Regions from separate parts of the Homo sapiens genome. Here region 1 is linked to region 2. Evidence: read pairs that join two places in POLR2A ChIA-PET (ENCODE). Cell type or tissue: Panc1. All regions are shown on one strand.

Evidence for each region. Peaks named below come from ENCODE experiments on the same cell type or tissue, not always from the same donor. Only the 100,000 strongest peaks of a DNase experiment are listed, where the experiment ranks them.
Region 1: POLR2A ChIA-PET joins it to region 2 with 15 read pairs; 5 of 35 experiments call an interaction of 5 or more read pairs at or near these places.

What each region holds. Positions count from the first base shown.
Region 1 is chr1:24,009,983-24,012,482 of GRCh38, reverse strand. It overlaps LOC105376863 (a long non-coding RNA gene), which reads right to left and starts at 1,966. Exons shown (of 3, transcript XR_947072.3): 1 at 1,908-1,966. In Panc1, no CTCF peak of the experiment used is centred here; no DNase peak of the experiment used is centred here; H3K27ac peaks cover 1,741 bases.
Region 2 is chr1:24,065,454-24,067,953 of GRCh38, reverse strand. MYOM3 (myomesin 3) reads left to right here. Exons shown (of 37, transcript NM_152372.4): 28 at 866-933; 29 at 1,953-2,063. MYOM3-AS1 (MYOM3 antisense RNA 1) reads right to left here and starts at 1,192. Exons shown (of 3, transcript XR_001737930.2): 1 at 1,112-1,192. In Panc1, no CTCF peak of the experiment used is centred here; no DNase peak of the experiment used is centred here.

The DNA of each region.
Region 1 (2,500 bases), 55 kb after region 2:
CCTGTAATCTCAGCTACTCAGGAGGCTGAGGCAGGAGAATCACTTGAACCGGGAGGTGGAGGTTGTAGTGACCTGAGATCGCACCACTGCACTCCATCCTGGGAGACAGAGCAAGACTCCGTCTCAAAAAAAAAAAAAAAAAGAAAGAAGAAAGAAAAAGGAAATGCATTTGGCCCTCCCCAAGGGATACAGCAATAAAGTTACATCCAGTTACTAAATCCAGCTCAAAGTCCAGGATCTCTAGAGGATTAGGGTCAGGATGTGGCTTCTCATGACTAGAGATCTGTAAGCTTAAAGACAATTTATCTCTCCCCAACAGGATAAGTGCAATAAAAACTCCCTTTGGGAAAAAAAGAACATGGCAAACACTCAGCTGTCTCTGGTCCATCGCACTTGTACAGTCCTGCAGGGCAGGAGTAGTGGGGACTCGCTATCCCTGCAGTAGAGTTCCTTGGCTGGTCAATCTACAGCCCTTAGTTTTGTTCTCTGGAAGGATTCTCCTTGCTTGCTATTCCCCATGGCTGCATCTGGGGAGGGCACTGTGGGGAAGGCCATTCCTAGAGGCTGAAGAGCTTTAGCAGACCTCTCCTGCCCATGTAGATCAGGCACCATCAACTGCCTTGGGGCCGAACAGTCACGGGCTGTGCTGAATGACACGGCTGAATGGGGCAGGCTCTTTGACAATCCAAACCTTCAAGATCTTAGTAGGCTTCATCTGTTTGCTTTAGTTTCATGAATGACCCACATCAAAAGATCTTATTTAGATAGAGCTTTTAAGTCTGAAGACCTTACTTTTACCTCTGTATTCTACCAGTCCTCTTCTCACATAATTTAAAAGTCTTTGTCTTGAGACAATTCAAGATGATAGATGGGTTTAATGCTGCCACCCTTTGAAATGTAATTATTATCGGCTGGACGTGATGGCTCATGCTTGTAATCCCAGCATTTTGGGAGGCTAAGGCAGGCAGATCACTTGAGATCAGGGGTTCAAGACCAGCTTGGCCAACATGGTGAAACCCCGTGTCTACTGAAAATACAAAAAATTAGCCGGGCATGGTGGTGTGTGATCCCAGCTACTTGGGAGGCTGAGGCAGGAGAATTGCTTGAACTCCGGAGGCAGAGGTTGCAGTGAGCTGAGATTATACTCCATCTCAAAAAAAAAAAAAAAAAAAAAAAAGAGCTTGAGACCAGCATGGGCAACATGGAAAACAGTTGTCTCTACTAAAAATACAAAAGAATTAGCTGGGCATGGTGGCACACGCCTGTAGTCTCAACTACTCAGGAGGCTGCGACACAAGAATCGCTTCAACCCAGGAGGCAGAGGTTGCAGTGAGCCAAGATCGCACCACTGCACTCCAACCCAAGCAACAGAGCAAGACTCTGTCTCGGAAAGGAAAGGAAAGGAAAGGAAAGGAAAGGGAAGGGGAAGGAAATGAAATGAAACGAAACGAGGGGAGGGGAGGGGAGGAGGAGAGGGGAGAAGAGGGGAGAGGAGAGGAGAGGAGAGGAGAGGAGAGGAGAGGAGAGGAGAGGAGAGGAGAAAAACTGATCTGATAGAAAAACTACTGCTTCTGCTGCCACTACCACCACCAAGCACTAATGCCACTATTTCACTTGGACCAGGATCAACTCAGCTTGCAATTACTTCAGCTTTGAAAGCCATTCACCTCTGCCACCACCCTTACCAGGAAAATGATTTTCACTAACACTGAGTTCACTATGGGCCCGTGCTGTGCCAAGTGGTTCCGTGTGCTTTATTTCATTTAACCCTCCCTCTCTTCCTTCAGGTCTCGGCTCAAATGGCACCTCCCCTTTGAACCTCCCTCATGGTGGAGTGCCCCCTTTATTCTCTATCCTAAACCCTTCACAGAACATATATCAATGTATAATTATTTTATTCCACTTACTTTTAGTTGAATGAATGTTGAACGCCAGTAACCACTCTCCAAGGTGATTGCCGTTATCTTATTTTACATCTAAGAAAAGTTAAGTTCAGAGATTAAGTTCTATAATTAGCTCAGAGATTAAATACTATAATTTGCTGAAGATTGCACAGCTAGTAAGTGGCACACCTGACACAGGAACCCAGACATACCTGACTCTAAAGCCCATGTTCTTAATAATACCACTTCTGAAAACCTTCAACAAATGAGAGGAATAGCCAGGAATTGGGGAGAGGGAAGAACAGACAGGAGTATATCTGGGTCATAGCAGAGTTGAAAGACCAAGGGGCTTTATACTAGAAATGGTTCAGAAGTAGCCCTGAAAAGCAAAGAGGAATCCTTACCCACTTCCTGATCCCAGGTATTTGAGAAGTAGACAAGGAGTGGCATCCTTTTGAGAGAGCTACAGAGGAAATCTCAGATGTCTGGGTTTCCATCAGGCACAGAGGTAGAGGTAGAGACAGAGTTTCCATGAAGAGCTTACATTCTAGAAGGGTTTGCTTAGTATGGGATGAGCCTTCAGCAGGTGCAGGGGGAATCTTTGGAGGAGCAAAGCA
Region 2 (2,500 bases):
TGAAGTTCAAAATCCCTGGCCACTGGTTCGTGCTAGAGATGCTGGACTGCGGATTAATGGGAACCCCAGCCCTGCTGGGTCCCCAAGGGAGGTCCACTGTCATTCAGTCCAGTTCTGTCCCAGTGCCAGATCAAAATAGCTCTTGCCTGACCTGAGGGTGAGAGCTGAGCCCTCTTAAATTTTGCACCCTGAAGCCAGGCACAGTGCCCCACACCTGTAATCCTAGCACTTTGGGAGGCCAAGGTGGTCAGATCACTTGAGGCCAGGAGTTCAAGACCAGCCTGGCCAACATGGTGAAACCCTATCTCTATGAAAAATACAAAAATTAGCCGAGCATGGTGGCACACGCCTGTAATTCCAGCTACTCAGGAGGCTGAGCCACAAGAATCCTTGAAACCAGGAGGCGGAGCTTGCAGTGAGCCGAGATTGCGCCACTGCACTCTAGCCTAGGCAACAGAGCGAGACTCTGTCTCAAAAATAAAGAAAGAAAGAAAGAAGGAAGGAAACAAAGGAAGGAAGGAAGGAAGGAAGGAAGGAAGGAAGGAAGGAAGGAAGGAAGGAAGGAAAAAGAAAGAAAGAAGGAAAGAAAGAAAGAAAGAAAGAAAGAAAGAAAGAAAGAAAGAAAGAAGGAAAGAAAGAAAGAAAGAAGGAAAGAAAGAAAGAAAGAAAGGAAGGAAGAAAGAAAGAAAGAAATTTGCGCTCTGAGCACCGCCCCTGCCTCACCCCAGTCCCAGCCCTGGCAGAGGCAGCATCTGAGAAGTCCATAGCCATTAGCTGTCCCTCCCCCCAGCACTGCCTGGACACAGGTGGCACCCTGGCTGAGCCTGGCTCTCTGACAGTGGGCACATTTGTTTTGCACGCACAGGTCCCTATTTTGAGCGGCCGTTGCAGTGGAAGGTCACGGAGGACTGCCAAGTGCAGCTGACGTGCAAGGCAAGTCCTGCCCTGCCCTGCCCCCAGGCCCAGTGCAGGGGGACCTGTGGCTTGTCCCCAAGCCCAGTTGCTGTCCCTGCCCACCCGGCCCCCTAAATTCCATACTCTGTGCTTGGCTGATCGCACACACAGAAAGTACCCCCGAGGAGACCACACGTAACCCAAAAAGCAAACCCACCTTCCCAGCGCCCATGGGGTAGGATTCGTGTGAGGTGGACCAGCCTTGAACGAGATCCTAGTGGCTCCAGAAGGGGTTCTGAGGGGTCAGGGGGTCTAGGAGCCCACGAGGGTTTATATGTTGAGGGGTATCCCTGTGTTTATGATTACCCTGTGCTCAGAGACTCACAGTATTATTTCATCCGCCTCACAATCATCTGTGACACAGGCATTACTATCCTCACTTCATAGATGAGAAAACAAATGGAGAAATAGCTCAAGGCCACACGGTAAGAGGGAGAGCCCAGGTTTGAACAAGTCTATCTGATTCCAAAGCCTAAGGTCCTTCTTAGCACTCTTCAGCCTGTTTAGATAACTGGGGAAGGGGAGGGTGGGTGCTCTCCCAGAAGCATATTCATTCAGTAAACTCAGAGCATCTATTTTGTGCCACTCTGCACGGTACTGAACGTACAAAGATGATGAAGTGGTCTCTGTGGGCCTTGGGAGCCCATGTTCAAGGCAGGACCATTGGAAAACAGCATCCCTCATGCTTGACCCGGATGGGGCAGGACATTGATGAATCGTGATGGAGGGGGTGACTATGGGATGCTTCAAAAAAAAGGCTTCCTGGAGGAGATGACATTTAACTGAAGCACATGGACATTTCCAAGAAAAATAGAGTAAGGCAGGGATCAAGAGGCAGAGGGAAAACCATTAGCAAGAATTCAGAGTCCAGAGGCCAGCAGAGGAGACACATGGTATGTGAAAGGACTCCACTGAGATGCCTGAAAGTGTGCACAGGTGTGTTTTTACTCAAAAAGAAACAAGCCTGACAGAGTCTCCTCATTCCCCACCTTCCCCAGGTGACCAACACCAAGAAGGAGACTCGCTTTCAGTGGTTCTTCCAGAGGGCAGAGATGCCAGATGGTCAGTATGACCCAGAGACGGGAACGGGACTTCTCTGCATTGAAGAGGCAAGTGTGGCTCCAGCTTCAGGGCTCACTTTCTCCTTTGGCTGCAAGCCAGGGAGGGCCAAGAGCTCTGGGCTGGGAGTCAGGGCAGGGCCGAGGCTAGGTTGATGCAAGTGAGGCCCTGAGCACAAAATTTAAGAGGCACCAAAAAACTCAGTAATCAAGATAAATAATATTGTATGCAATATTCTAAAAAATCAAAATTAATGCAAAAAAACTATTAAAGCCCCCAAATTTTCAATAGAGACAGAATCAGTATTACTGATTTTTTTCTTTAGCTCCAGTACTGGCCCTGCCAATGACTGTGCAGGCTTGGGCTAGCCCCCGTCGCTCTCTGACCTCAGCTTTCATCTGCAACATGAGCGGGTTGGAAGGGATGCTCTTTCAACGCCTCCTTCCTGCCCCAACAGTCTAGGAGTCGGGACAGGAAGGATGTCTCC